2 separate regions of the Homo sapiens genome follow, and region 1 is linked to region 2. Evidence: read pairs that join two places in POLR2A ChIA-PET (ENCODE). Cell type or tissue: A673. All regions are shown on one strand. Each heading gives the region's core, and the rest is flanking DNA. Links, peaks and the distances in the headings are about the cores only. Region 1 overlaps QTMAN (queuosine-tRNA mannosyltransferase). Region 2 overlaps QTMAN (queuosine-tRNA mannosyltransferase).

Region 1 (16,687 bases), core at 7,124-12,123, 180 kb before region 2:
TCGATTCATATTTTTGATTCGGATAGCCTACGTCACTTCCAGCAGATTGGTATTTTAAGAGTCTTAGAGTTATGGTGTATATAAACCGTGGTTTAGTCATGTGTCATTTAATGACAGGTATGTTCTGAGAAATGTGTACTTGTGGGAGCATCATAGAATGTACTCACACAAACCTACATGGTATAGCCTACTTCACACCTAGGCTATATGGTATATAGCTTATTAGTCCTGGGCTACATCCCTGTTCAGCATGTTACCGTACTGAATACTGTGCCTAAACACACCTAAACTTAGAAAGGGTACAGTAAAAATACGGTATTATAATCTTATGGGACCACAGTTGTATATTCGATGTTTTGTTGACTGAAATGTCATGTGATGCATGACTATCACTTAGGAAGGGAAATCCTATCACATGTAATAATCTAATTCCAGCACGCCCAATCTCGCATTTCAAAGTGGACCTCAAGTGCATGAGTCCTGAAGTTCTTGCTGTGGTGCGATGAATTTTTTACATCCCAGAGTACAGTGTTTAGTGTAGACATTTAGTAAATACTTGTTGGCCTGTGCGCACTTTCCTGGTAGGCGCTTCGTGAAAGTTCGGCTATGTCCTACTCATCTGTGTATACCTGTTATCATGTGTAGTGGGTACTCTTTAAATGCTTATGATCTTGTTGGGCTTAATCTAATTTTTGAAGGTAGCAGAGTGCCTGGAAGTCCTGAATCATGATATAGTAAACTTGAACTAACTCAGTTCCTTTTTTGTGTTGAACCAGGTACGCTGTTAGGTTGAATTCCAATATTGAAAGAGGTAGCAGGTGTCAGATACTTTAGAAAAATTGGGAGAAGAAACTTCACACTGCTAATTTTGTTCTGTAACTTATGTTAGTCACTCTGATATTGGGAAAGAACATTATTTTAGTAATAGAACACCTTAGGTGAGCTAAAATAATACAATGTTTCCATGAGAGCAAAGTGTGACAACCTGAATTGAGTGACCCTCTGACTGTTACCATAGGCCACGTTTTACAATTTTGGTTTTATTTTATAAGGATATGTTTTTCAGCATATAGACCTTTATAAGGAACGTAACTTTACTTCAGAGTTTGGACTACCTTGGCAAATTGTCCCAAATGATATTTTAAATAGTTTTAGGTTGTATTTGATATGTTATGCTTCTTGTTGGTATTACATGAAGAACACTGTGTATTCTTTTACTTATATTCTTACCTCTTCTTTTTTTTTTAATATCAGAATAATAGCATGTTTTTTATTTTTATTTTTTTTTGAGGCAGAGTCACACTCTGTCACCCGGGCTGGATTGCAATGGTGTGATAGCAGCTCACTGCAGCCTCCGCCTCTCTGGTTCAAGTGGTTTCCTGCCTCAGCCTCCTGAGTAGCTGGGATTACAGGAATGCGCCACCATGCCTAGGTAATATTTTTTGTGTTTTTAGTACTGATGGGGTTTCACCATGTTGGCCAAGCTGGTCTCGATCGCCCGCCTTGGCTTCCCAAAGTGTTGGGATTATAAACGTGAGCCTCTGTGCCCTGCCTGGTTATTTTTTAAAAAAAAACTGAGGAAAATTTTCAAGTATTTCTCTTGGAAGTACAAACCAACACTCCATTCTTTGAATCTCCGGAGTAAAATTTGGGCTGAGCAGATGCAGAGCCAATTCCATAGGCTGATTCCTAGTTGAACATGTAGAGTCATAGAGGTAATAGCTTTCATAGGGACGTCTTTGAACTACTTTCTTTTTTTTTCTTTCTACTAATATTACTGAAAGCAGTTGTACGGTAGAGTAGGATGGTGTTTAATTTATAGGAAGCAAATCAGCTCACATCTGTAATTGCTGGTTCTGATGTCAGTCCTAGTCTGCCTGGCCTACTCACTGCCAGATCAGTTTCTTCTATTCAGACCGAAGATATTTTAAGACCTCTGTCACCTACAACGGGAAGGATCTGGAATTATTCTGGTGCCCTGAGCATCCATTGCTCACAAAGGTATGCTGTCTCACTATATCCTTTGGATGTACTCAGTTTGCCTGCAAGATTTTCATTTTTAAAGCACTTTTCTCATAAGGAGTTTTGAAATAATGACAAACACCTTAACTAAGTGTGTGTGAGGCATCTAGAATATTTCAAAATAGTTATAGATGGAGTTAGGATATAGAATCAGACAATTAGTAAGAATATCTAGTGCTTTTCCCCTATGCTGTGTAGGATCACACAAGTCATTTAAACAGACGATAATTTTTTTTGAGTGTTTAAAAAATAACCAGAGCCAGATGTGGTGGCTCATGCTTGTAATCTCAGCACTTTGGGAGGCCAAGACTGGTGGATCACCTGAGGTAAGGAGTTCGAGACCAACATGGCCAACATGGTGAAACCCCATCTCTACTAAAAATACAAAAATTAACCGGGCATGGTGGCACGTGCCTGCATTCCCAGCTACTCGGAGGCTGAGGCAGGAGAATGGCTTGAACCTGGGCGGTGGAGGTTGCAGTGAGCCGAGATGGCACCACTGCACGCCGGCCTGGGTGACAGAGTGGGACTCCATCTCCAAAATAAATAAATAAATAAATAACCAGAGAAGCAATTCCACAGTCTTTTCTTAGTAACTTATAAATAGTCCATAGAATTTATGTTTCTTGGGTGGTTTATTTTTGTATTCCAGGTCCTTTGTGGAACTGGAACCTTGTCTTAAGCATGTTTAGGCATCCTAACAGCTTGATCTCCCTCTCCTTGCTATCTCCCCTACCTTTAGGGGGCTGGGACCTATTCTTATCCATAGGTAGGTGGTTGGGGTCTTGCAGAGCCAAGATCCTGTGATACTGTTTTCTGGACTCACATCACCAGATTGACCCTTTAGATACTGAGATCTAGGCTCCATGGCTGCTATAATTTGAACTTTTTTGAGGGTCAGCTTTTCATTTGCATGAGGGACTCTAGGACACCCTGGATTCATCCAGTCATGAGTTAGAACGCCTTTCCTGACTAGCCAGCTGTTGGATTCTTTGCTTTCTTAGTGGAGACACTTAAGGATGTCTCCCATAAATCGGTGATTTTTATGCAGTTCAATGGTAGCTCGTTATTTTTCAAGTGTTTAATTTTCTGCCTTTTTCTTCTCTTAGTTTTGAGCTTTCATTTGTTCAGGTATTGGGGTTCTCACCACCCCGTGTTTAGGTTCTATTAATTTGCTGGAGTGACAGAACTCAGGGAAACACATTTACTTGTTTATTATAATGGATATTGCAAAGGCAAACAGATGAAGAGACGTGTGGGGTGGGGTATGGGGGAAGGGGTGCAGACCTTCCATGTGATCTCTGAGTGCATCTCTCTCCAGGAACCTCCATGTGTTCAGTTACCTGGAAGCTCTCTGAACTCAGTTCTTTTGGGTTTTTGTGAAAACTTTATGACAGCATTCCTTCCTCCAGGGTATAGAATGGGATCCTCTGTGGGTTGGGGGCAGGGCGTGTCTGTCTTGGGGCAGGAGAAGGTCAGAGGCTTTCCCTGAGGCCTAACACACCCACGTCGTAGCAAAAGACTGGATCAAGGGCTGTGGTAGTTATGAGCCAGGAACCATGCATGGAATCTTCCTCTCTCTCTCATCTTGCTCTCTCTCTGTGTGGTATATATAAAATAACATCACAGGTATCTATTACACATTCCTCAAGCAAGGTCATTATCTGTCTTTACATCTAGATCATGTGTACCCCAGGGTTGGAACTGAATCTGTCCAGTTCCCTGGAGGTGTCCTTAGCACTCAGTACATATAGCAGGTGATACATATAGATTAGATATAAATTTCTCCCAACAATAAGTTCTGTTATCAGTGTGGGAAGCCAGTGTTCATATAGAAGTTTAAAATTAATTCAAGAAGCTTAGACGTTTCATTGCCATCGTTAGTACTGGAGAGTCTGTGTTTTTTTTTTTTTTTTTTTTTGAGATGGAGTCTCACTCTGTTGCCCAGGCTGGAGTGCAGTGGCGCAATCTCGGCTCACTGCAAGCTCCACCTCCCGGGTTCACGCCATTCTCCTGCCTCAGCCTCCCGAGTAGCTGGGACTACAGGCACCCACCACCATGCCCGGCTTATTTTTTGTAGTTTTAGTAGAGACGGGGTTTCACCGTGTTAGCCAGGATGGTCTCAATCTACTGACCTCATGATCCGCCCGCCTCACCCTCCCAAAGTGCTGGGATTACAGGCGTGAGCCACCGTTCCTGGCTGAGTCTGTGTATTTTAAATTGTAGGCATATCCATGTAAAAAATGGCATCAGTCACCTGACAGGACATTTAATTAAGAAGAAAAGTTATATAATTTTCACTATGTTGCCTTGTAAGGCATTGGAGATTTCAGTTTTTCATGAATTTGATTAATATGTATATATTTCTTACAATTAGTTTTATTATGAAGAAGTGAGTTTAATGGCCCTATTTTTGTTCATTAGTAATTGTATACTAAAGAGTAAATTCTCATTAAAAGGCCTTTAAATGCCTGCTCATAAAGAAGACAGACCTCTGATTTTGTTCTCTATACAATCCCAGTTATTGTTTTGAGGCAAGTCATCAAACTCTTTAGTAGTCTAAACCTTTAATTTGGTTTCAGAACAGTAGTCATGTATTGAACACCCAAATTACCATGTCTGTAACAAGTAATGCAAACACTCCGTATTAAAAATGCAATGACTGCAACTGTTTTTGTAAAATTTCTTGTGCTAATTTTTTAAAGAGGACTTTTGAATTAAGTTTCTCATGAAGGCCAAAATCTTATACTTTTAATGGTAGTGGAGTGTGTGTATATGTGTAGAGGCGAGGGGGTGGTAATTTTTGCAGTGGTATTTTTAAGTGGACAGTTTACTAATTATGTTGAGGTAAACACTTTACAACTCTAAAAGGAAAACTTCAATTATCTGAATGAAATGAGGTACATGAAATTAATTCAGATAAGTGGGGGAATCTTTGGTGTAAATGATGCATGTCAAGGTACATGACCTCAATCTTGATTTTTTTTTTTTCCTTTTTTCTTTTTCTATATATCTGTTAGCTGCTTACGAGATTGTGATTCTTTTAGGTCATGTTAGGAATCATTGATGGGGGAGGCAAAGTTGCTCTATAGTTTTGTTTTTTCTTTGCTACACAGGAATCCAGAGTGTGGTATTCTGTGACGAGTATAATTGCTCATCTCTCCCCTGCACTGCCTGCTGTTTTAGGTGGTACACCACAGCCTTCCATTTTGTCACCTTCCTGTCAAAAGTGTGTGTGACTCCTTAAGAATACAAGTTGTTTGAAATTAAAGCCACACTCCTCTGTCCAATCTCAAGATGTTTATAATTCCTAAAAGTTGAGTTACAGCAGGTTATAAAAGATATGGGATTGAGGTAGATGAACCGTGATTCCTTCTCTGTCCTCCTTTGGGTTTAAATATTAAGCAGCTATCTTGTAGTGTAGGCCCTTAAAATAGAAACAAAGGGTTGGGGCATGATGCCTAGCCTTTATAGATCCTAACTTGAAATGAAAATTTTATGGATTGATTAGAGTTTTAGGAGAATGATTATCTGCTGCAAATTACTAAGGTTTGCAGCATTCCTGGGCTCCTGGCATCTGAAAGCTATTGTATAATCTGTGGAGAGCCTGTTAGGTGTGATGACGTTTGTCTTCTAGGCTTTTTTTTTTTTTTTAAATGGAAGCAAGCATGTCTCAGCCACAGAGATGTGTACTGACACCTTATAAGTGAATTTACTTTTTTCTTTACTCAAAGCACCTGAAAACATGGCTCTTTATTTTCAGTGTGCACCAGCTTCCTTTTCACCTCTTGGTCTTTAAGATACAAGGTGATTCATATCTTGATTACCTTGGGTAGGTGGGTATGATATCAGCAAGCTCTGTGTCCGGACCTTGTGAGCAATTCCTAGGTCATTGCCTGAGGCCTTCTTAAATATATGCAGGTAATGTGACTGCAGATTTTGGGTTTCACAGTCAGTCCAGATTGATTTTGACTCTGGGCCATTTATGAGCAGCAAGCCTTTGCGGGGAGTTAGTAACTGCTCCGAGTTTCAGTTTTCTCCTATCTGATGGGGGGGATTAGTCTTTTTTAGTGTTATCTTTTTTTTAGTAACTTAGTTGTATTAATCTGTTGTCGTATTCAAATGGTGTGAATTAATGAACTATCTAGAGCATATCATTTTAAAAGGAAGTAGGTTTTGTACTATTTAAAGACAGAGGTAATCAAATTAGTAAAAATCTTTCCAAATAGAGGTCTTACTCAATTGACTTTAAAACTGTATAAGACTCTTGTAGTTATCAGTTTATTTATATACAAATAATACACTCCTGCGTGGTATAGCAAGGCAGAGTATGTATTGTATTCTGTAGTCAGACAGACTTGTATTGGATGATTCATCACTTTCCACTTCGGTAACCTTGGGCAGGATACTTTACCTATTTGATTCAAAGTTTTAGTCTGTAAAACTACTAATGAAGATTTAAAGAATAGAGATGTAAAGAACAATAAAGGGTAATAAGGACAATAAAAAGGTGGTTGTGAAGACTTAAGAGGAAGGTATGCAAAATGCTTGGTTATGCCTGAACCCAATAAATACTGATAGTTGCTGTTGTGACCTTGGACAAGTAACTTCACCTTTCTTCATCACAGGTTTCCTTATCTGTAGCATAAGTATACAGCTAACTAATAGGTTTAGGGTGAGGATTAAATGAGATAATACATGTAAGTGCTCACTAAATATTAATTGCTGTTGTTATATAAACAAATTAGACCAATTTTTGAGTTCAAGAATTCATACACATATTTAGTATATTTATTATATGGGGGATATTCACTGTGGATTTGGGGATGGTGACTTATTCATAGCTTTTAGTGTTTCCTTAAGATAACAGTTCACAAATTGTGGCGTACAAATCCCTAGGGATCACTGAGACCCTTTCAGGAGTGTCCATGAGGTAAAAACCATTATCATAGTAACGCTAACTTTTTGCCTTTTCTACTGCTTTGACATTTGCCCTGCTGTTGTAAAAGCAATGATCGATGAAACTAAGCATTCTAGAAATTAAATGGCAGTAAGACCCAACTGTACCTAGTAATCATGGTATTCTTCACAGCTGTGCATTCACAGAAAAAAAGAAAAAGCCACTTTCACTTAAGAATGTCCTTGAAGAAGTGATAACAATTGCTAATTGATTAAATTTTGACCCTTAAGCATACTTTGTTTTAATATTTGCTGTGATGAGATACGAAATGTGCAAAAAGCATTTCTGCTGCATATCCAGAGTACATTGCCTGTCTAGAGGAAAAATCCATATGTGATTTTTCTTTTTGAGTTGCTAGTGAAACTAGCCAAATTTTGCATGAAGCATCATTTTTACTTGAAAGAATGAATACCAAACTGTGACTATTTAGACTTAGAAATTTGGCAGTCATTTTCTTGAAAATGAACAAAGTGAGCCTGTCACTTCAAGGAAAACAACTGACAGTTTGTTGCCAATGATAAAATTCAAACTTTCAAGTGAAAATTAAAATTTTAGAAAGCTTGTGTTACCTGCTGTGCTATTGTCAGCTTCCCAGTACTTAAAAGATTTTCCTGATGAGATGATGGGTGGTGATTTTTATGAATGTGAGTTTTTGCTATTATATGATGAATTGTGTCAAGATTTGTAATATCTGTATAACTCAGTGAGCCAATATTTTCAAAGGGACCAGTGTTACAAAATTATGGGTGAAAGATCTTTTCAAAAAGCAAGTAACAGAATACAAAGAGTTCATATATATGAGATTCCATATTTCGACTAACCCTTAAGAAACTCCTACTTGTCAAGTTTTGGTGTAGTATCAAAAAAGAACATCTACAATTATCTGAATGGGCTATTAATACATGTGCTTCCGTTTCACTACATATTTGTGTGAGGCCATTTTTTTTTTCATGTTGCTCAATCAAAACAACATAGCACAACAGATTGAATGTAGACACCAATATGAGAATCCAGCTGTTTTCTATTAAGCTAGGCATGAAAGAAATTTGCAAAGCTTTTATAACAACATAATTTTCACACAAAGCTTTTTTGTTTTTGAAAGCTTTTTTCTGTTTTGAAAACATTTTGTTTTCCTAAAATGTATTGTCTTATTACATATGTTATCTTACTAAGTTTTTAAAATAAATTGATAAATACTTAAACTTTTTCTCATTTAATTTCTAATACGGTGAATGTTGATCATTACAAGCCACATAAACAAAAGCTCTTGGGAGTATTCACTAATTTTTAAGAACACAAAGTGGTCCTGACTAAAGAGATTGAAAACTCTTTCTTTAAGGAAAGAAGGCCAGATTCATCAAATGAACAAAGTTCTGAAGTTTTAATCATTTGGGTATTCCTTTGGAATATGGACTTAACATGCCTCTAGTTTCTTTTTCTGGTTATAAGAATGTATCAGTGGACTACTGTGACATTTTCCAAATATTCAGAGGGTAAGAAGGTTTTTGTTTTTAAAATGGATGCTACCTATGTGGTTGCCATACCAAATTGAGATACAGTTAATGGTCATTCTTGTCAGCCTGTTCACACTTGATACCACTCTATTGGTTGTGAGGTATACCTGTGGTTTTGGAGCTGTTCACCATGGCAGATTACTTCAGGGTTGTAGTGACTCTCACTTTACAGAAGAGGCAGGAGGATTGCTTAAGCCCAGGAATTCGAGTCCAGCCTGGTCAACATAGCCAGACCCCATCTCTACAAAAAATTTAAAAAAAAAATTAGCCCGGTGTGGTAGTGTACACCTGTAGTCCCAGCTACTTGGGAGGTTGAAGTGGGAGGATTTCTTGAGCCCAGGAATTTGAGGCTGCAGTGAGCTATGATTGTGCTGCTGTATTCAGCCTGGGTGACAGAGTGAGACTCTGTCTCTTAATCAAATAAACAAATAATAAACCAATTTTCTTTGAAGTCCATACGCTAATCCGTCCTGACATTTTTAAAGCTATTTTCTAGTACCGTCAATCTACAATTTATGACTGCGTTTGTGAATTAACTATCTGCAACAATGTAATATGAATTACAGATGGGTTCTGTAGTGCCATTAATAGTATGAGTGTTTCAGCCTCATTATGGACTAATTAACATCTTTTTGTGTGGAATTATACTTTTGACTTCTAGAAATCTAGCCAAACACATTCCTCCATTGCAGTCCAGCAGTGGCAGGAAACTCTTCTTTTTCCCTCACAACAGAAACAGGGTTGTTAAAGCTTTAGTGACAGCAAGAGAGGCGTTTTGAAGCAATGCTCAAGAGACACAGATATCTTGGGCATCCCACGTGGGTGGTGGGTGATAGGTAACGCTTTCAGATGAAGCAAGTATAGAAACTTTGGGCCAACTAGCAGTGTTGGAGGGAAAAAACGGATATTCTGGATACTACTTGGTTGTGGGGGGTGATATATTCTCTTTTGGAGCAGATGCTAAAACATAAGAGATGTTTTAAGTTGGGTGTTTCTAAGTTGGGAAATCCATCTATATAGATAAAATTTTCTTGGTCTCTTGTTATATGAACTGAACTCAAATAACAAAAAGACAGGCCAGTTGGGAATGTTGAACAAGTCTTTGGCCAGAAGTTTCAATGTAAAATGAAAGTGATGAACTTCAGGGGCAATCATAACCAGGAGGAACAGTGGAAGCCAAGAGGAGTGTTGGAATATGCAGACTGTTCACAAGGTGCCCAAAACAAATCCACCATGCAGGATGGCTGTTAGAGCAGGCATAGAACTGATGATCAGCTGGCATAGTTCAAAGAATGCCGTGACTCAGCCCCTTGCCCACATGTCTTTGGCAGGAAATACTGCCAGACTAGACTGATGTCTAGTACAGGAAGTCCATTACAGAGAATGGTTGATATAAAGCAGAAATTCAGAACCAGGAGAGTTTGGGGACATGGAGCAGGCCAAAGTTGGAGAACTGGAATTTGACCTGAAGGTGAGCTCCTTGTCCTCTTCCTGCCCAAAGTCAATATTAACCCCTTGGATTGAGGCAAAACTGAGCCAAAAGGGAGACCAAAGTGACTAGAGCTGTCTGCATTGTAGTAACAGGTCTGGCCAAACAAATACTTGTTAGTTGAATGGATAGAAGTAAGACAGGGAAACATTATAGTCTTTCCACTTAGGTTCTTCATGTGACATACACTAGGTATCATGTTACCTACTCACCAAAAAAATAATTTAGGCCAGGGGTTTGCAAACTTCTCCTTGGAAGGACCAGGCAGTAACTATTTTAGTCTTTATGGACCCTATGGACTCTGTTGCACCTACTCAAGTTGGCCACTATAGCCTGAAAGTAGCTGTAGAAGCATACCTAAATGAAAGAATATAGCCATGTTCCAATAAAGCCTTATTTATGGAAGTGGAAATTTAGCTTCATATAATCTTCACATGTCACAAAATATTAGTCTTCTTAAAAAATCTGGTTTTTCAACCATTTACAAATATAAACCCATTCTTAGATCATAGATATACAAGAACAGGTTGCATGCCGGATTTTAGTGCCCAGGCAATAGTTTGTTGACCCTTTTCAGGCAAATAAATTACTATCAGTCATGATGCTGAAAGCTTAGCAGTGCTGAAATAGATGTTTTATAGGACGATGCTGTTGGTGACACTGTCTTATTTTATAGGTGACACTGATGATAAAAATCCATCCAAGAATTTATATGTGACATCTGCAGCAGGTTCAAATCTCTCAGCTATGAGACAAACTGGATACTTCCTAAGGATTGCCATCTATTATGCACAGAGAGCCAAAATCCGTTACTGAAATTGTCTGGGTGAGCCGCCTGCTGGGTCCAGTGATGCACTGGTAGACAAAGGAGTTGAAAAAGAAGTGTGGCATATTCTTTGGATGACTGGCAGAGTGTGACACCAGTATGGCACCAAGCCCTACTATGATTCCAAGGACTTCAGGACTAAAAATATATATATATATAAATGAAAAAAAATTTTGGTGGTATTGGTTGGTGTGGTTGAAGTAAATTTGAGCTTTACTTGGGGAATGTGTATTATATTATCATTCCATAATGTAATTCCTTTGGTAATCAAGCTTTAAAGATCTTATATCTATGAAACTCATATAGTTATCACCTTTTAGTATTGGGTTATCTCACTGTAAGGGAAATACAGTAAAGAAAAACATCTGTTGACTAAAAGGGTTAATTTCAGGACTATGATTTTCATGTGGAAGTGTTTGCCTGGAGGATTCTTGAAATTTTGCCTTCATCTAGAGTATTTAAAATGTTTCTATTTGCAAAAAGCTATTATACTCAGAATTTTCTAGGAAAACATCCTTTTCAGTGGACTCTTCAATAGTAAAGAGTCACACTGTATGGTGTTAGTGTCCATAGAACAGTTGAATTCATAAATTAATATTTTTAGACCTATCAACTAAATTAAATTCACTTAAAATGATTTGGCAAGCAGGTATGAACTGAAAATAAACCTATGTATTTTTGTTTTTTAGAAGTATTGAATCAGAAGAAATTGGAACATCAAAGTATTCTCTGAACCAAATTGATGTTTTATTTGGTTGAGAGTCCTTACTTTTGGTATACTATTTATACCAGTAATAGAGTATTTGAAAGCAGTGCTGGGAAATGAGGTGCATGGATTCTCTCAATGTTGAATCCCATTTTTTTCCCTCAGTGAATCTTCAACATTTTTAAATCTTAGCATTCAACAAAAACTCTACAGCCTAGATATAAACCATAGATTACTTTTTATATAGCATATACAGTTCATCAACAAACAGTAAAGTTTCCTTCATGACTTACCTTGAAATCTTTATTCAAAGGATATACTATTCAATTTTTCAGTGTGCCACTGCCACCACTGCATGTTTTTGGTCAGAGTGCAGTGCAACTAACATCGCCATCCTGCTAGGAAAAAGATCTGCAGGTTGCTGGATAGTGGAAGTTGCACACATCTAATTTACAAGTCAGATTAGAGATCAGAATCTTACAATAGCTTTATGTGGAATTGATTTCATTTCATGGTTTTTAAGCTGTTTTTTCATTGAAGCAATGCCTGTAACTGAAAGACAGGTGTGTTGTAGCATTTGAATACCTTAAACTCTTTTGAATCTGGAATGAAAGGGATGTTCTGGATTCTAAAACTCAGAGATTTTGAATTAAATGCCATCATTCATTTATTGTGCCATAATTGAACTACCTTGAGAACTGAATTTGGAATTACTGTGATTAATATTTGGAAAGCTTTGCCATTTTCAAATACAAGTCACTTTAGGAAGGACCACAATTTGTGTGTGTGTGTGTGTGTGTGTGTGTGTGTGTGTGTGTTTATTTAAATAGAGCAGCAGGCACCTTTTTACCTTATAGATAAGGTAAATTTAATAAGAAATACGTGGTTTTTAACATTGATATCCCATTCTATTTAAGAAGTCCATTGTGGCCTTTCTGGAGGCCTTCAATAAGGGGAAAGGGACGATGAATAGAACACTGTAGATTGCAGTTTATGTTTTTCCTTTTAAGGCAAACCATTTTCAAAATATAATAATGCCAATGAATACATAAATATAGATTGATAGTTTGAAGTTATTTTAAGTTTACCTGTCTATATTAAAATTGAGAGCCATCTCATAAGAGTGAGTATAAAAAAGTTGTTCATTTTAGAGTGCATAGTGCCATTTAATTGAATTAGAGAACACAGTTGCAAAAAAAAAGCATCTTTTAGATGGTTCTTGAGCCATTAATTGATTTATTGAATATAATCAAGAAGAAAAATCCAGATGTTTAAAACTAGTTTTGTATCAGGTCAGAAGAGTATTTAGCTTTATTCTCCTCCACTCCCTTGTCTGATGAGTTCTCATAAATTGCTTTCTGAAATGACAAAACATTGGGATTTGGAAAGCCTTGAGAATTCATCAGTTTTATCTTTTTCTCCAGTGTTTTTTACAAAGGACCCATTTAGTCGTGATATTTATAGGATATGAGGAAGGCAGTGATCCTGGCATTCGTGGACTCCAGAAAACATTTTGGAGAAAAATTAATGTAAGGTAAGGGTGTAGTAGGTATACATTGCTGTATTCATTTTATTGTCCCTTCCTTCCTTCCTTCCTTCCTTCCTTCCTTCCTTCCTTCCTTCCTTCCATCCTTCCTTCCTTCCTTCCCCTTGAAGATCTTGTTGCATACCAATTTATTCATTTTAGTATAGCAGTGACTATTTAAATGGGTCCCTTTCTAACCACCTTTCCCTCCAACCTCAAAATCCCTGGTTAAAATGCTTTTCTTTAAAGAGAGTCAGAGGTAATTTTTTGAATGGAGAAAGTGAGGCTATTCCAGACATTGGGAAATGAGTGGAGTATAAAAGGGAGAATGAGATCTAAATGTGTTGTGATAGATAGTAAGATCATAGATGAACACTCTATTTTTGGATTGAAAAGGGTGCTAGAGTAAGTATATCAATGGAATACAGTGGCTTGTTATCATTATGAACTGTTTAGTAAGTCTCCAGTATGCCAGACATTGAGTAAGACATTTTGCATAAATTCTGTCTTTCCAAAATCTTGAAACAGGTGCAACTATCCCAATTTCCTTATGAGGAAACAAGTTAAATGGTGTATACAAAGTCTTAGAGTAAGAATTGAAATAGAGAATCATACAGCTAGTGGCTCATTTTGTGCAGAGACCTTTTCTTTCTGGTGATTGTCTGATAAGTTATTAGTGAATAGAAAAGAAATCTGAAAGGCCAGCATACATGTAGGGAGATTTTAAGATTAACAGCTTTTAACACGAATGACTTCATGTTAGTGTTGTAGAATGACATTGGAGCCTTCTTGAGAAGCAGTGACATATTTGCGAATATTGTATCTGGACACTAGAACTCAACCATCTAATGGGTTGCCTTTATTATTAGTAAAGTATTGTATAGCTGCACTTTCAGGTGTAAGTGATGCCATGGTACAAAACTCATATACGGAGGGCAGGTGATCATGAGCTACCAAAGAAACTGCTATATATCATAAGCTGAATTGGATCACCTCCAAATAGAATCTGTAGAAAAGTACTTGAAAGAGGACTGGTTCAAGCAGTCATCTGATACAAAGCTGACTACCAAACATTTTGGGATGCAGGGATGATAACTGGATAATGGTATCATGAAGCTCATTAAAATAAGAACTGTAAATGTTTACAGGCTTTACAAGCAGATATATGCAGCTCTGTAACAAAATATCATCTTCTTGGAAAGGACCCATTTGGTTAGGAACAAGGCCTTAGCAGCAGCGTTTTTTTTTTTTGAGATAGGGTTTCACTCTGCCCAGGCTGGAGTGCAGTGATGTGAACATGGCTTACTGCAGCCTCAACCTCTGAGCTCAAGCAGTCCTCTCGTCCCAGCCTCATGAGAAGCTGGGACCACAGGCATGTGATAATACCCAGCTAATTTTTTTAGTTTCTGTAGAGATTAGGTCTCGCCATGTTGCCTAGGCTAGCATTTTTAAATACAAAAGGCAACTGTGCAGTAGGGTGTTGGAGTCAGATGATCTGGTTATGTTTTTTGAGATATAGAGCAAAATGATGTGGGATATTTGGCTTTGCTATTTGTCCCCCAGGGGGAGTGAAGTAAAGCACAGCCAAGGTGATAGTGTCATGGCAGAGCTTAAATGTGAGTACTGTGGCACCTTGGTGTGGGATGTGGTAATGAAGACAGGACAGGTAAAAATGAATGAAATCATGAACTCAAAATGTTAGAGTGAAAAATACTTTTCTAATTGTTTGAAAATACAGAAAAGTAAAAAGGCAAACAGATCATAGGCAAACAAATAAGACAGTTGGACAGAGGTGAGAAGTAGGAGGGCTATTCAAGAGTACAATAGTCCTAGAAAGTTTTTCTCAAAGAGGGAGACGACTTGGAAAGAGAGAGCAGAAAAGTGATTTAGAAATAGATGTTACTGAAATATGTGAGTGAGCTGCTCAAAGACTGCCAGGAGACAGAGAAAATACTGGATAAGAAGGAACAAGTGACCTTTAATATGAAGTTGTATTTCTATCTTATGGTGGTCAAAGGTGACCAGCTAGTTCAGGTAATGGCTTCCCAAGAAAAGACATGCTGATTGTTCCCATTTGTTCTGGGAACATTTATGGATATTTCTATAGGCTGGACTTATCCTTGTATCTTATGATACTGGGTGACTTGGATTTCTGATTTAGAATCTGACTTAGGCTATAAGTTTGTTATGATTATTATCCATATTATTTTCAGCTTTTGGGCAAGAGATTACACTTTAACTGGCTATCCTTGCCATCCTCGAGAAGTAAGGTATCAGATGTGACTTTAAAAATTAACTTTATGGGCCGGATGCGATGGCTCATGCCTGTAATCTCAGCCCTTTGGGAGGCTGAAGCGGGTGGATTACCTGAGGTCGGAGTTTGAGACCAGCCTGGCCAAAATGGTGAAACTCCATCTCTATTAAAAATACCAAAATTAGCCGGGGATGGTGGTGCGTGCCTGTAATTCCAGCTACTTGGGAAGCTGAGGCACAAGGATCGCTTGAACCCTGGAGGTGGAGGTTGCAGTGAGCCGAGATCACTCCACTGCACTCCAGCCTAGGCGACAGAGCAAGACCCTGTCTCAAAATAAATAAATACATAAAAATTAAAATTAACTTTATGGAGTATAATTTATGTCCAATAAAGTGAACCAATTTTTAAGTGAATTTTGACATGTGTGTACACCCATGTTAACTATCCCACTTTCAAAAAATAGAACAGTTTATCATCCCTAAAAGTTCCGTTACGCACTGTTTCTATTTATTTATTTATTTGAGACGGAGTCTTACTCTGTCACCCAGGCTGGAGTGCGGTGGCACTATCTCCACTCACTGCAAGCTTTGCCTCCCGGGTTCACGCCATTCTCCTGCCTCAGCCTCCTGAGTAGCTGGGATTACAGGTGCCCACCACCATGCCCGGCTAATTTTTTGTATTTTTTAGTAGAGACGGAGTTTCACTGTGTTAGCCAGGATGGTCTCGATCTCCTGACCTCATGATCCGCCAGCCTTGGCCTCCCAAAGTGCTAGGATTACAGGCTTCAGCCACTGCGTCTGGCCCCCTTAATGCACTGTTTCTATCAGGCCTTCCCTTTCCTCATCTCCCCACAGACAGCTAGTGTTCTGATTTCTATTTCCATAGATTAGGTTAGCCTGTTCTTGAGCTTCATATATATGAGATGATAGAGTATATACCCTTTTGTATCTGACTTCTTTTCCTCAACATAATGTTTTTGAGATTAATCCATGTTGTTGCATGTATTAGTGGTTCATTCTGTTTTGTTGCTGAGCAGTGTTTTATTTTATGTAATTTGTTTACCATTCTTCAGTTAATGAGCATTTGACTGTTTTTCTATTTATTGGCTCTTGCAAATCATATCACTATAAACAGAATTTTTGTATAAGTCATTTTATGAACATGTATTCCATTTTCTCTGTGTTAAATACCTGAGTGAAATTATTCTTTGATAGGATTGCTATGTTTTAATTTTATAATTATATATATAACTTTATATGTATAACTTTTCCTAAATGGTTATACCCATTTCTACCATGCATTGTTAGTTCAAGTTTGTAGATGTCTGTATTTTGTACCAAGAATATTGGTTTGTACTAAATGATTTTTACAAAGCCAGAGAGCCTGTAGGA
Region 2 (16,687 bases), core at 5,430-10,429:
CCATCTTTTTCTTGGCCAATAAGCATTAAAAACTGAGTTAATTAAGAATAAGAAAAAATAAAAGATTGTTAGTATAATAATGAACATGCAGTGAGTCACCAAATTGCTGAAAGATAAAGTACAAACTTCTTATCCTGCATCTGGATACTTCTGGGTCTGAGGAGGGCCACCGTTTCAGTTTTATCTGATTATTCATTTTTTTCCAAACGCTAACTGCTAGCCCTCTCTGACTAATTCAAATAGCACTGATCCTTTTAGTCCCGAGAACTCAGGACCTGGGCCTCTTCTGCCACCCCTGATAATTCTGAGACTTCCTGGTTTTTCACTGCTCTTAGTTCTCTTTTCTTCCACTGAGTGGCCATAGCACTTAGTGCCTCTGCCTTCATTCGTAATCAATCTCACACTGCTTTGTGACATTTCTTGTGCAGGAGAGAGCAGTTACTTATCTTTTTTATTGTTATTTAATGTTTCCTGTATTTACGGCTTATTTCACCAATTATATTGTCAGTTCTTTTAGAACGGGGTGATATCTTATACTTCTTAAATTGCCAAGTCAAAAGATTTTACAGTGTTCTGATTTGTTGACTTATTGATAGAATGTCTAAAAACAGATATATCTACAAATGTTCTGGTTCATATTACCTTGGACCTTGTAAGAATACTCTTAATAATGAACTCCAGTCCCAAAAGAAATAAACACATACATGAAAAAATGTTTAAATGTATGCAATAAAAATTTCAATGTATTTATAGATTTTTTAAAATAGTAGGCTCACCCTCTCTTCTTGTATCTTCCTTTCTTGTTAGAAACATAATTACAAAGTGTCTTTTATGGATTAAGCACTGTGCCAGATACCAAGAGTTAAAAGACTCAGCGTTTGCAGGAATAATTTAAGAGACACCTGAATTTAAGTGACACCTTTAGCTAAAGAAGCTCAATAGGCATTATGGAATTTGTTTCCTTAAACATCCGTAAGACAGTTCAGAGTGCTGATGATGGCAGCAAGGATAGATGTTAAGAAAACAGCCTTATGTTGGAGATACTGCTCAGTGGCAGGTTGTGCCTACAGTCTTTGATTCCCTACCTTCTTGACAGGTGTTCTGTATATAGTGCTTTTTTGTATACAGTGCTCTCCTGGCCATCGTGATAAGCACAGGAAAGGAAAATTACATGATGGAAGAAAGTAAAACTGTCCGATTGATGCCACATGATGAGACAGCTTTTGGGAAACTGGCTACTCTATTTATAAACAGCCTGTAAATTACCACCACAAGAACCTGGGAGATTAAATGACTGTGTTTCCTTTTCCTTCAGATAAGACTTCCATCTTGTATTTTTAATTGTTTCAGCAAAGGGAAACATTTTGTTAGGCAGTGTTCTTGTAAGTTTTTGAATATCCATAGCATTTAAACATGCAGTAGAAATGGTCCAATTAAGATTAAGTAGCTGACAACTAAAGCAAATTGTGTTAAAATGAATTTTGTATATTGATGATTAATGAATATTAGAACTCAGTTATCTCTCTACACAAGTTTTATGAATTAAAAAATATGTTGAAACCAAAGACTTTTGAAATGCTTGGGAGTAATTTTCATTTATGTGTGTATGTATCATTGAGTTTCTGTTGTAATTAAAACTCTGTCAAGGTGCTTTGGAAGTGATAAAGGGAAGAAAGCAATAGCTGTCCTCTCTTTCGCTTCTCATATCCAGTTTTATCAGCAAACCCTGACAGTTATCAGTACACCCAGTCAGGCCACTTGGTAACACTCTCACAATATTAGCATCTTAGCCCAAGACAGTGTCATTTTTTTTCTTCTTGCTGTCTTCTTCCACTCATGACTCCTTGCAGTCTGCTTTCCATATGGTAGTCAGAGTAAAGTTTTCTGGTATTAAAAAGTAATTTAAATATGCATGAATTACATAAACAAAAGAAATATAAGAGATTAATACAGAGAAGATTTCAAAACTTTATGGACATGAGTATAAAAATCATGCCCTAGTTGGAGATATTATGACTTACCATATCATGAAGCGTAATAAAAAATCATACCTTTTAGAAATAATTTTTAACATGGCAAAACAACATGGTGTTAAAAGCAAGAAATGAAAGTATGCAATAATGTATTTCTGTTACAAAGTGGAAAGAATAAAATAAAATATACCTAATGTACATATAAGATTTTGTCACTTCCCTGCTTAAAATCCTTCCAGCTCTTCCTATTGTTCTTACCACAAAACCAAGATTATTTTCATGTCTTACCTTTGAATCTTCACCCTTATTTTTGGCCACTCTCCCATTGGCTCCAACCTCCTTGGTCTTCGTTCAGTTCCTCAACCTGTCATTCTTCTTCTTGCCTCAGCTACTTTGTTTTCCATTTTATGTCTGTAATTTAGCATAGTGCCTTGCAAATAATAGGTGCTCAGCACATGCTTAGAGCACCAAAATGCAAATAGTAGCTATCTCTCTTTGGAATAGTTATGGGTGATATTCACTTTATTTGTATTTTTTGTGCTTAAAACATTTTCCATAGTGAATGTGTATTTTCTAATTCTCAGAAGGAAAAGAAAAAATAATGCCATTCCAGAACTGGAGAGCTGGGTAGGTGAAATTCATCTAGGCAGGAGGAACATGGAAATTAGGTTATCACAAGCGGGTCAAGGGTCTGTTCAGGAAAATCAGTTAAGCAGGTAATTGTATTCAGGAAACATGGGTGTCAGGTTAGGGAAAGCTGGTTCATCCAGAACTGTGCTTTCCAATACAGTAGCCACTAACCACATATGGCTAGTCGATTTAAATTTAAATTTAATCAAATTAAATTTAAAAGTTAGTTCCTCAGGAGTACTAGCTACATTTCAAGTGCTCGATAGCCATATGTAGCTAGTCATATGTGGACAGTACAGATATAGAACATTTTCATCATCATAGAAAATACTGCATCACAGAAAATACAGGATCCTAGAGAGTAGATATCAAGGAACAGGAATGCATGAGAGGGAAGAAAAGAACCAAGGCTTAGGTAATGAGTCTTAGCAACATGAATCTAGACCAGGAGTTTAGGTATTGAGCAAAGTGACACAGCTAGAAGAATTTACTCTTTTGTCAAAGGCCTCCTGAAGCCATGCAAGAAATTGTGTATGAGTGGTAACACAGCCCAAACTGGTGTCTGTGTTAAATTGTATACACTATCTCATTATGTCATAAATAGCTTCAGGAGAGGAGAGGGGCCTACTGAAAAGATTTCATGGGGCAAGAGTGAGGTGACCTAGCCCATGAAGAATCATTACTAAAATGTATGGGCAGTGGCTGGAATATTGAATGCCTGCCTTCTGTTACTCATTTCACTTCCCTTCTGTACCATTTAAGATATAAAAGTGTGCATCTTAATGGTAATGGTCACACTACTACTGCCCTTAGGTATATTTCAGCTTTTCTTTTTACATATTAAGTAAATAGGGTAAAAGGCAAACAACTGATTTATTTAAATTGAGCAGAAAATAATAAAATCTTTAATCTCGAATTTCATTGTGTTTAACTGTTTCGGATTCTTTAAACATATATGACTTGAAATGTAGATACAATGTGTATTGGAAACAATCGAAACGTGTACAGGTCCTTTTCCCAAATACATGGAATGGTGTTAATGTGCTTGCAGCATAGAGCCGTTTTGGTTAGATGATTATAGTAGCAGCTTACTTGTACTTTTGGTGAAATGGTAAGCTAATGATGTAGCTGTTAATTTGAATTTAGCAGACATTTTAAATATAGGTTTCTCTTACAGAGACAAAAGTTGCAATTTAAAGCTCTTTGGTGGTCTAAAAACAGCTTAATTCTGTAGTAGCATGGTAATAAGTACTAATCCAGCTTATACAGTGATTGTAGTATGTCATGTTTGTGAAAGATTGCTCAACTGCTTTCTCTGGGTTTTATGTTAATTTAAAAATATTAAACATAAAACCTTATAACATCTTCATGCTGAGATAAACTGTTCAATTTAACTTGTGCTCAAGCAGCAGCTGTCAGGAATTATCTTGTTCCTAGTGGTTTTTGCTATCACCTTGTGTCCTTTCCTGCTAGAGACACACTGTGGGATGATAAAATGCACCTTGTTAGGATTTATTGGTTAAATAATACCTGAGGCAGGATGAGCATTTGTAGCCCAGGGATTAGCTGCTGATCAAGTGATGTCATTCATTGTATTATTATCAATTTTTAAAAATTGATAGTAGGGAGCAGAGTAAAAATTGCCTATGGATCACCTGCATTCCTTTTGTGGGCATATTCATTACTTCTTTTTGGGTGTTGTTGAGCTAAATATTTGAGAAATTGCTTATTGACCACTTTACCGTTTTACGAGCAAGAAAAGCAAAGAGATGATGGAGATAATTTCCACTATTTAAAACTAGTGAGGGCTATTTCAAGATTAATTATACAAATACAGTGAATTTTCTTTTAATGATTAAACAAACTGAAAGAAGTGTTGGCGTGGGCAGTCTCAAATGGGGAATATTATGAAAATTATTGTTGTTTCTCATATGAATATATTGCCTTCTTTTATTTGGGAGGTTTTCTTTGGAAGGCTGAACTTTAGGGTTGAATTCTTTGGTTACGGATAAGCTGGTGGGTAGGGGGACATGTGGTAGAAATAGAGTGAAGGGCTCCTTTCGGTTAAACATTAGCTATAGATAGTCCACCCTGAGGATAATCCTCATGTAGAAATTAACAGTTGGAATATGGCTAGAAATACAGATATGATGGGTTTATTGTTTATGGAATATAGAATTTTTTCTTCTACTTACTGCCATTTAATGCCTGTTACTTCAAATGTATAGTTTTATAAATGTATAACTTACCCAAAATTTGCAGTACGACAATGCCTTGCTCCATGAAATCTGTTTGATAGACTCTCCCCATCCCCTGAAGCTATGAATTACTACACACCTGTTCACATAGATTAATCAACTGTTAATGTGTTTGCACATTTTTTATTTTTCTCTCTCTGTAAATATATACATATTAATATTTATTATTAGTAGTAGCATTTGGCTGAACTATTTAATAATTTATTGCAGACATCATGGCATTTCACATCTAAATAATTTGACATGAATCTCCTAACAATAGGAATATTCTCCTACATAACTGCAATAAAATTATTGTATTTAAGAAATTAAAGATTGATAAAAACTTGCAGTCTTATAATTAGCCCATATTCAAATTTTTCCTATTGTCCTAATAATGTCCTTAATAGGTGTTCTTTTCCCTTCCAGTGTCCACTAAAGGATCATATACTGGATTTTGTTTTGAGTGTCTTTATTTCCTTTAGTCTAGATTTTTTTCTTTTATGACATGACATTTTTGGAGATCCAGCAAATTATTTTGCAGAATATTTGTCTGGTTATTCCTTACCAAATTCAGCTTAGGCATTTTTGGCAGGAATACTATACTGATGATTTGTATCTTTCTCAGTGTATCACATTTGGAAATACATAATATCACTTTGTCCCATTATTGGTCACAGTAAGTTTGATCACTTGATTACATTGGTTTCTACCAGATTTCCCCATCATAAAAGGTATATTTTTTGTAATTAATAACTCATATGAAGGCTACTTTTAATGCATTTTTCTGCCTTGTGTGTGAAAAACATTATGCTTGCCCAGGTGATAATGATTAAGAATGGGCGTCATTGCTTGCAATAGTATGTATGGTCAGGGATGGGCATAGTAAGAAAGAATAGAAGGAGAGGAGGATTACGCAATAACTAGACCTAGAAGTTGCCATGTATTCCCTTTTAAGGAAAATATTGTTTGAAATTAATATTTTGTTGTTTCCTCTGCTAAAGATCAGATTTTTAGGTAAACAAATATCTTCATGTTTCAGAATTTTCAGTGTAAGTTTTAGAGAGGCTTATATGTGGTAGTGGTGTGGGGAATATGTTTGGACAAAATGGGGCATTGTTTGGTCATAATTTTTTTTTTATTTGGGTATAGACAGACAGGTTTAAAAAATAAGTGCATCTCCTTGGTAAGATTTTTTTTTTTTAACCTTAAAGAGATAAATTATAACATTAATATAGCAATGTAGGTTTGAAGAGGGATTGCTGGCTTTTGGTCTTGTGTGCCTCTTTTAGCCCGTGAAGAAGACACTTGAATTCCTACTTGTGATATATGCACTTATTATGTAATCCTTCTTATGTGAAAGGCTAGTGCGGCAGATCATATAAACACCTGAAGTTAGCCATTTGGCTTGTCAGCAAGGGAGGATTTATAGTAGTTGTAATCATGGTAATAACAAGGATGATATTTTGTATTTATTAAGTACAGAAAAAAGCACTTGCAATGTAAGTGGTCTGCAACCAATTCATATCTGTGGTGTAATGAAAAGCAGTTTGAGCCCTTAGAAGACCAGCAGTCTCTCTGCTTTGCAACTTTCTACCAGTGTGATCCTAGAAAAACTCTTAACCTTCTTGAACCTGATTTTTTAGAAAGGGAATTAAAGCCATAAAGGTAAAATGATGTTACATTATGTTATAAAGGTGGCATTCTATCAAAATTGTGTCATCTAAATGTCCTCAGCTGCTCAAGTCCTGTACTTTGTCCCTCTTTTGTGTCCGTATGTAATAGGCACCTTATTAGGGAAACATTTCCAGGTTGTCCCAGACAATTAGTATTGCTTTCTGTTTGTTTCTCTAATGTTTTGTGTATGTCTCTATTACAGGCAGCATTTATCCTGCTGAGCTGTCTTGTTCATCTTTTCTGTTCTTCCTGGTTAGACCCTGGCACATAGTAGGCATTTAGTAAATGTATGTGGAATGAGAGAGTAAATTGACACTTTTTTCATTTATAAACATGGATAGGCAAGCTTTCAGTTTCCCTTTTTCCCTTAAAAATGAGGAATCAGCCTTTCATAAAATTTTTATATTTGTGCTTTTTAAGGGATTTTACAGATGATGCATCTGGTACCATTAGCAGTCCAGTAATGGAGAAGAAAAGATGTTTTTAAAAATACAAGTATTGTAAGATACTTTACAAGTGAGGGGAGGGTAAGAAAACATGCCAAGAGAAAAAGACCATACTAGATAAGTCTATTGCATAAATCAAAAGAGTTTATGTCATAACATGAACATGTGCCATTCCTGCTCATACATTGAATTTCAGTAGTTGGTTGCATAAAGAAGGAAAGTGTAATGAAACTGGCAAGCAAAGTATTCCGCAGTCAGTCTTATCTTTGTTCCATTTGTCCTTCAGATAGAGCTTTTCTTGCCTTTTTCAATAAAATCCATCCGGCTTTTTTTTTTTTTTTTTTTTTTTTTTTTTTTTTTTAACATTTCTCAGTAACTGCACTGAGAAGACCAGTGAGATTCGGGGACTTTATAGTTCTAAGCAGCTGCTTTTTAAGAGATCAAAACTTAGAATGCTGCTACATGGTATTAAGCCTCAACTATTGATGTGTCCCTATAGGGGATGTGTTTTTCTTGGGGTGGGAAGAGGAAAGAGGAGAGAAGAGCAAAGCATGATCCCTTCAAACATACTTGGGACAGTAAACCCCAATTTTCTTGTTTCCTAGGACCCTCTTTGCAAGTTCAGTGCTTAACCTGACCGAACTGGCTGCCCTTCGGCCTGACCTTGGGAAACTGAAAAAGATTCTGTATTTTCACGAGAACCAGTTGATATATCCTGTCAAGAAATGTCAGGAGAGGGATTTCCAATATGGATACAACCAAATTCTTTCATGGTAGGTATGGATTGTATCATTATATTTGGCCCTTTGCTACCTTTTTCTTTGTAGGTGGTTACGTTTTAAATCTGGAGACCTACTATTGTACACCTTTTTTTAAAACACCATAAGGTAGGTGCAAATATTTAAACAATTCTTCCTTCTGCAGTATATGTAAGATCACAACTAATCATTTTATAAAAATACATATATGTAACAATCTAATTATATGTTGAGCTAATTATCTATTTTTCACAACATTCAAAATAGAATTAAAAGGTTGGCAGGGACCTTCACCCCTTGATTTCATGATCTATTGCTTAAGGCATTTAGAAAGTGCAGTTAGTCAACTCTTACTTATTAATCACGATCACTGTATTCAGCTAAAATCAAAATAGAGTTTTACAGAGAAGTAAAAATTAAAGCATAATGGAGCAACTTGGGGTTTTGTCTCCCCCGCCTTTTTTTTTTTTTTTTTTTTAAATTGTAAGACAGAGAAGACTATGGACAATGAATCCTTAGGTAGTGTTTTCTTTTTTCCTTCGTTGAGTCTTCTGAAATGGCACAGCCTTAAAATACCATGACATTTTAAAGGTGATGGTCCTCTATTGTTACTTCGACAAAGTGTATCTCCTGAAGCTTAGTTAATGAAAGAAGTTAATAACAATTCTGAAATGGCTTTGCTATTGGATCCTATTCACATAACTGCAACAGTCAAACGGAATCTGTTTGTCAGTGATTTTGTACATTTTATTTATCTTTATTAACAGCTATTAGCAACTGGGTTTGATGATGTATTTGAACAGACCCGCAATTCTTGCAAGAATGTTTCATAGTTTAGTTGACATAGAAAAATGGCTATATAGTAATAATTCTGTGTTGTGTGCATTTTGTGAATGTTTTCCTACAATCATTTTTACAAGCTGCTTCAATTGTGAAGTAGCAGTGCTATCAAAATAGAGTGCAACTGCTTCACGTCAAATGTCTCATAAAAAAAGCAGCCGTTTTAAAATTTCATAATAAAATTAAAATACTTTATATTGAAACAGAGAAGGAAAATATGTTTTAAAAATGAAAATAAAATCATTTTGTGCTTTATCAATATGGAAAACATTTGTAATATTCTTTTGATTTCTTGAATTAGCATCATTCTTTTCCTCAGATAGTGTGTTTATTACCCCTGAGAAATCATTGGGAAAAAAACTAAGTCTATTTTTTCCTTTATGGGTGGCTTTAAAGTTAATGGAAGTTACATCCACTCATATCAGGGAGGAAATGTACCAAAAAGGATATTTCTGTAAACTATCTTGGATCTTTAATTTAGCATAGACTGGATTTTTAAGAATGTAAGTCATTGGGTCACATGCCGTTTGAGGGAAGCTATCTAAAAACAATTCAGCTCTCGATTCCTCCTCACTTTCATAAAACATTGTTTTTGCTGATAGGGAATGAGACTATAAAAGTTTTGTACATGATTTTTCAGCATTGCTTTTCTCAAGAGGGTAAACTTATAGACAAGCTTGGAGAGAGAGAAGTGTACTTCATCATCAGTTGGCTTCTTAATGGGGAAAAAATGGTTCACAGTTGTCCAGAGGAAAAATAAGAGTGTCAAAAGGCAGTCCTGTTCAGATTCTCTTTGAAAAGTATGACTCCTGCTTCCTCAAATGTTTCTTTAGTTTTCTTGCTGACTTCTGCTTTTTTTGGCACTGTCAGATTTCTTTCTGGACTGTGTGGCAGTTAAGGACTTTAAAGATGACTGACATAAGCACTCACCTTAAACAGTGATTTCACTAACCCTCTGACTTATGAACACATGTCACAACTATATATTATGACCTGTAGGTCACTATTACAATATGTGACATATGGTGAAAACAAGACTAGCTGTAAAACATCCTTCAACTTTTGGTATATTATTATATTAGCTTCCTTATTGCTTAGTGTTGTGTCAGCACTTCTGTGACATTCCTTTGTATTGTTCGTGTTGTAATCACCCACACCCCCCAAATTTGCACTAGGTAGCAACTAATAAACAATACTTGTATAGAAAATCAGTTTTTTTCAAGGGATGCACGGAAGTAGCAGGCCAACACTCTTTTTGTTCATTTTTTATTCTGCTAGATATTAACATTGTAATAGTAAATTTGGCTGTCTCAGCAAATATGACTTAAACTAAACTGACGTTTGGCTACGGCATTCCTATTCTATAAGCTCTACTTATTCTGTGGTGTTCTGCAGTCCTGTGGACATAACATGTCTTCTTTCCAGTAGTATTGATCTATCATTTTTAGGGTGGAATAAAACCAATTGCTTTATCCCTTTAATCTTGTATACAGATGTTCCTCAACTTACGATAGGATTACAGCCTGGTAAACCCATTATTGTGAGTTGAGAATATGATAAGTTGAAATGCATTTAATACAACTAACCTATCAGACATCATAGCTTAGCCTAACCTACCTTCAACATATTCAGAATACTTACATTAGCCTACAGTTGGGCAAAATCATCTGGCAGCACAGGCCACTGTAGAGTATTGGTTGTTTACCCTTGTGATCATGTGGCTGACTGAGATTTGTGCCTCACTGCTGCTGCCTAGCATCGTGAGAGAATATTGTGCACATACCATTAGCCCAGGAAAAGATCAAAATTCAGTATTCGAAGTATGGTTTCAATTGAATATATATTACATTTTCACCATTGTGAAATTTAAAAAATCTTAAGTTTGAACCATTGTTGTTGCGGACTGGTATTACCACATTTATTTCATTGAATTCGAAGATCATGGTGTTGCGGCGCTTTATAATTTATATGTACCTTTATGTAATCAGTTAGGACCTAGTGATCTGGATTTCCGGATGCATTTCTACCAGTTTCTTCTATTTCTCTGGCTAGCCCAATATAATATAATATGATAGTGAAACAAGTTATTTTGGGATACCATAATCCTTTCTGTGTAGTCCCAGAACTTTTAAAAACTTAACACAGTTTCTTGAAGTAAAAGCTACAGCAAGAAGTAGACTTTAACCAAATAGTGCCGAAGGTATCGTGCCTTAGTATGAAAGTAGTTTTATCTGAATTAGTCTTCTTGAAGTTAGTGAGAAGTGTGACAGATGCTCTGTTCTCGGTAGTATGGTGTAAAATGATGCACATCACTGACAGAAATTCAACATGGGTAGCTGGGCCACGAAGAAAAAGGAATTGCTGTACGTAGTGTTGTTGATAATATAGAAAGTTCCTGGCATTGTGGAAAAATATGCTTTGGTTTGGAGTCTCATGCGATCCCATTAAATCATTCTATTTCCCTGTTGCCTTTCAAATCTGATGCCACCAATCAACTCCCTGTGATATAACACTAATGAAACCAACTTAGCTCTTAGAGACATTTTGGTAGATACTGATATGAAGTGAAGAGTTCTTTGCAAACCTAAGGTGTAGTATAAACTCTGATTAATCCATAGAGGTCTTAGGTTGATAAAAATTACTCTGAATGAGTCTGGGCTCATCATTTGCATTTGTCTTTTACCTTTACAGCCTGGTGGCTGATGTGGTTGTATTCAACTCAGTTTTTAATATGGAATCATTTCTCACTTCCATGGGAAAATTTATGAAGCTGATTCCTGATCACAGACCCAAGGATCTGGAAAGCATCATCAGACCCAAGTGCCAAGTTATTTACTTTCCCATCAGGTTTCCTGATGTGAGCAGGTCAGTATGTTTGACTCTGTTCTCAATATTGTGTCATAAATTATTCCTCAAATGTATAAAAATTGATGTTCTTCATGCCAGTTTTAACTTTTTAGCATAAGTATGGTTAGTTAGAGAATTAAGTTCTATCTCACCATGCTGTGATTTACAAAGATTTTAAATCATCATGTGTCTAACCCATCACTAGTTAGTTCAGATATTGAGTCCTTCTTTTCTTTTCTTTTCTTTTATTTATTTGTTTGCCAAAGCAGCCCGGTGTTTTGTTTCTTTCTTTCTTTCTTTTTTTTTTTTTTGTTACAGAAGTCATTGTCAAGCATATTTCTCAACCTTTGCATTCAGCTTATGCCCATTGATTTATATATACAATAAGAACTGGTCTAGATAAGTCAATGTTAAGTCTCACTGCTTGGATTAGTTCATTTCTCATGCTATTTTCTTTTATTTTTTCTTTATTTTTAATTATTTATATTATCTTAATAAAGAGTTAAGTCTTCTATATTGGTTTACAAATGTACCTAATTGCCATTTCTCTTTCTTAGTTACTAAGGACATTTTTTTTATTACCCTTGCTGCTGGGCCCACCTTGAATTAGCAATGGATGATGTGGCTCAAAGGGAACATTCTGGAATTCCTTTTCACTTTTGATTAAACCTAGCAAAACTGTTTTTACTACCACTAGGAATATTTCTCCCTTGTGAACAGAAAGTGTACTTCAGTGGGACTCACACTAGCAGGAGACGCTGCTGTTTTTTACTGACTGCTTTCTTAAAAGAGTTCAGGAACAGCTGTTTCTTCCTCATCCCTGAAATGAAGGCAGGAAATGATTTAATATCCATACATGCTATGCAAGAGGTCAGCATTAACTTCTGTGTTCTACACTTACTGAGTTCACCCATATTTTGCTGTAGAAACGGTAGTCCTCATCTGCACCCCATTGCTGATTTATTTGAGTGTCTTATTTGTTAATATTTCATCGAAGAAAAATCTGCCCCATACAAAATCAAGTTAGTGAATCATAAAATTTAAGTTAGACCATCTTGCCCAATCTTTATATAAAGTGCAGAAAACAGAGGCCCAGAGAAGTAGAGACTGGCTTGTATTCACCTTGTCGTTGTCACAGACTGGATTAATATTTAGGCCTTATGACTTCTGATTTCAATTTCTACTTACCATTCAAGCATCCTGTCATTACAGGTCATTTGTCAAAAACAGTTAATGATTTATTTGCTGTTTTGAAAACTATAAAGCTAAGTGGAGCCACGATCACAAAGCAATTTTCAGAATATATATGTAATTACGTATATTATCTATGTATTTGTAGACATAGTTTTCTTATGTGTGATGAGAGAACTACAACTTTTGAAAAATGTGATAGTTATACTTTGCCTGTGATTAACTAGAACAGTTATATATCTGAATTTTTCAAAATATGAACCTTATATTTTGACGTTTTAAGTTTTTTTAATATCACATATAGGCAAAATGTATATCTCTAAGTGAGTAGATGGTTATAGCTCCTCTTAATTATTACTGCTATAGAATTCTAAATAAATGTTTTAAAATTCATTTACATCCGATGTATTTCTGCAACATCATATGTTTAATATACCTGTGGCAGTTGAGTAGTTTATTAATTTGGATGATATTACCATAAAGGAATCTAGCTAAATAGAAAAAGGTTAAGAAATATTGTGGCCAAGATAACATTCATAAGCAAGGTCTTAGCCTAGAATGTTATTTGAATTATTTTCAAATGGTAATTTGCTTTATGCAACCCAAACTCATATAGTGTAAGTAAGTGATTATTTGCATGAATGACAATCATTCTAACGCCTGCAGTTTCAAAACTGTATTATTTTGTTGAGATGTTGAAAAGTATTTAGTAATTCCAAAGGCAAAATAACCAAGGTGATTAAAAAATATTTTTGAATGCTTGTATCTTTCTCCCAATCCAAATATTATTTGGTCATGGGAAAAATGAATTTAACTGAAAACAAAGCAGAAGATACAGTTAAATTATTAGTCATTGCGCTATATAATATAATGGATATTAATTAGGGAGGGGAGAAAAGCCATATTTCCAACAAAATAAATGAAGATTTTTAGAGTTTCTATCTGTTAAAACTCAGAGCATGTCTGTCACCTCAGCAGTTTCGCTAATATTAGACTCACAGCACCTACTGCTACCTCTTGCCTTCCTCACTTATCTCCTGCCTCACTCGCAATGACCAGATAAATAGTAGCATGAGAGTGTATTCTCTTGAAAACATTTCATTATATGTATTGAATATTTTGGGATGGGAAAGCTCTTAGACGCCGTAGTCATGTATACATGTATTTGAGTTTTGACCACCACTTACTAGTTCTGTGATCTGTACTTGTGGAATGACCTTGCACTTAAGTTTGTTAATGGTTGTGATTAAACCATCTCATAGGGATGATGCAGTGATTAAATGAAATAATGTATACCATGTACCTAGGATAGTGCTTAGCATACAGTAGACCCACAACAAAAGGTTATTTTATCTTGTTACCCGCCCCGCTCCCATTAATTTATAACCTAGCATATTTATTGGCATCTGAATATAGAGGACTATCTTCCCTCTGCCTCTCACAGTCCTATAATCGACACATGAAAATAGAGAACTACTCTCCTAAAAGCTGAATCTAATATAAATAAGGAGATTGGTTTTATTTATTTACTTTATCACCTTGAGTCAAACAATCCTTTGGCCTTACCAGACCCTACCATCCATTGATTGAGCCAACTTAATTTCACTCTTGTCCTATTTTCTCTTTCTTTGTCCAGCTTAACTTTCTTATTCCGTCATTATGTTTACTCTCTTGCATATCCTCTCAAATCATTTACACCTTTTGTTTCATATTTGATTGGCAAAACCCCTCGTCTGTTTAAATCTATTTGTTCATATACTGTCTTCCTATAATCATGGACTAAACATAACTGGAGAAAAGCATGTCATACTTATTAGCATGTTCTAAATGTGTGATTCATAAGATTCAGATGGGCCCTTTGACTACCTGGCAAGCATTTCCCTTCTTCTAGATAATTATGCCTTCTCCTTTTTTTAGAACACTCCAATACCAAATCTTCTATCTTCATTCTCAGCTGATGAGTGAGGAAATAGGAGCAATCAGAAGACAACTTTAATTTATTGATACTACCAGGTCCACCCAATTATGTGCTTCTTCTGGGTGCATATTCTCCATCTTCTCACCTGTTACTGGGGATGAACAACCTTGCTTCTGTGTAAGGCCCCATCTACACTTCTTTTCCAGAACTCATCCATCCCACATACTCAAGGACTATTGTCCTAACAATTTTTTCTGGTCTATTCTACATCATCAATTTTCCTTTCTTCTGAATTATTCCTATTTTCCTTTTATCTGAATTATTTCTATTAACATAAAAAAATTATTTCTTACATCTTAAAATTTTTTTTTCTCCTTATTCCACTTCCCCCTTCTACTACCTCATTTCTCTCCTTCTCTTAGTAGCAAAACCTTAAAAGAGTTGTTTATACTTGTTCCTTCTAAGTTCCTTCCTCCTGTTCTGAGTTAAAACTATTCCACTGAAATAGTTTTAGTCAGGGTCACCACTGCCTCTAAATCCTGTGGTCAGTTCGTAGTCCACATCTTATTTACCATAGCAGCAGCATTTGACACACCATGACACATTCTTCAGTTGTCTAGGGCACATAGTCCCCTGATTTTCACACAGACTGCTGCTTCTCAGGCTCCTTTGCTGGGTTCCTCATCATCATCCTGACCTTTTAACATTGGAGCCACTTTGGCATTCTTGACACTTAAGGGGTTGGTGGAGGAAGAGCCCAAGATTGAAGTGAGAAGACAAAGTAAGAGTCAGGAGGTCAACACTGAGATAATTATCCTGTGGAACAAAGGGGAGAGAGTTCTAAGGAGATAATCATTAGTGAATTCACAGCAGCGAGGTTAAGTAAAGTGATGACTAAAAAGCGTCCTTGAATTTGACCATTAAAAGGTCAGTGGCATCCACCCTGCATTCTATTAAGTCACAAAAAAGTTTCATGTGTATTGTCATAGCCAAAGAAACTTAGGATTCAGGTCTGGATGAGATCTCTCTCTGTCTGTCTCTGACGCGCATGTACTCTCTCTCTCTCTTTCTCTCTCTCCTCTTCTTATTTTATGGATAAAGGCGCCAAGGCCCAGAGAAGTTATATGTCTTCTGGTAATCACACAGCTAGATATAGGCAGAGCAGGAACTAGAACTGGTATCTCAAAATCTTCATCCAGTGTTCAGCCCACCACTTATTGTAAATGCAATTTCGGAAGTCTTGATTATCTGATTTTTCAGCTGACAGCAGATTAGCAGCATCAAATTGGGGGTGTGATAAAGGCAGTCTCACTGACAGCAGTAAAAAGTGACAGCTGACTGACAGCTTGACAACAGGGGAGGAGAGAGATAAACCATTTTGAAAAAAATATATGGGAAGTTAAAAAAAAAAGAAACATAGCAGCCTGGAGCCATTCTATGGCAGGGCAGGCAACTCTGCACATCAAATAACCCCTGCAGACATTTCTCCATGATTGTACAGCTTGTACATCAAAAGGATGACTGTGATTTATTAAGAGAGATTAAATGGTAATCAGTAAGTTTCATTTTAAGAATGTAGGAAAATGCATAATCCACTTTTGGCAGAAGTTATAAATGACAGCAAATGGAATTAAACATTATACCTTACTTTAAGATGTGCATGAGCTGTGTTCCCCTAAAGGAAGACAATAAACATCTAAAGCCTTTCTTGTGCAGTTGTAATATCCTTCAGTTTTCAGTGACCAGGAGACATGTTATTAAGCTATCTTTTTAAAATCTCCCTGATTACAGCTTTGCCATTGACCAAATTTCCCATTTCTGCTGGGTTGCAAACACTGGCTCCTTCCATACTGAAGGCTTCCAGGCCTGCAAGATGATTGGTGGTCAACAAAACAGATTTTGTAATATTAATACCAGAAGATAAATATGATCCTGAGACTTGGTGAGATGAGAATTACTACTGGAATGTATTGCAAAAGACTATTTTGTGTTAAAGGATATAGATTAGATTGAAAAGTCAAGCAATTTTGCAGTGTGTTTCAAGAAGACAGATTTCCCGTGGAACTCCATGGTGCTGAGTATGTGATGGAGAGGCAGAGAAAAAAGGGAGTAATCTTGCAACCTACTAAACTAGATGCTAAAGGAAGCCAATATTTTCATACTTTAGGTC

The links. Peaks named below come from ENCODE experiments on the same cell type or tissue, not always from the same donor. Only the 100,000 strongest peaks of a DNase experiment are listed, where the experiment ranks them.
Region 1: POLR2A ChIA-PET joins it to region 2 with 10 read pairs; 2 of 35 experiments call an interaction of 5 or more read pairs at or near these places.

What each region holds. Positions count from the first base shown.
Region 1 is chr2:144,313,843-144,330,529 of GRCh38, reverse strand. The region is part of intron 1 of QTMAN (queuosine-tRNA mannosyltransferase); the gene reads left to right. Among named protein-coding and RNA genes, the nearest start is that of QTMAN, 10 kb to the left of the region's middle. RefSeq lists a silencer at 6,428-6,477. In A673, for the core only: no CTCF peak of the experiment used is centred there; DNase peaks (open chromatin) are centred at 9,799 and 11,939; H3K27ac peaks cover 3,023 bases.
Region 2 is chr2:144,136,621-144,153,307 of GRCh38, reverse strand. It overlaps QTMAN (queuosine-tRNA mannosyltransferase), which reads left to right. Exons shown (of 12, transcript NM_001376312.2): 5 at 7,569-7,736; 6 at 11,253-11,426. Among named protein-coding and RNA genes, the nearest start is that of QTMAN, 190 kb to the left of the region's middle. In A673, for the core only: no CTCF peak of the experiment used is centred there; no DNase peak of the experiment used is centred there.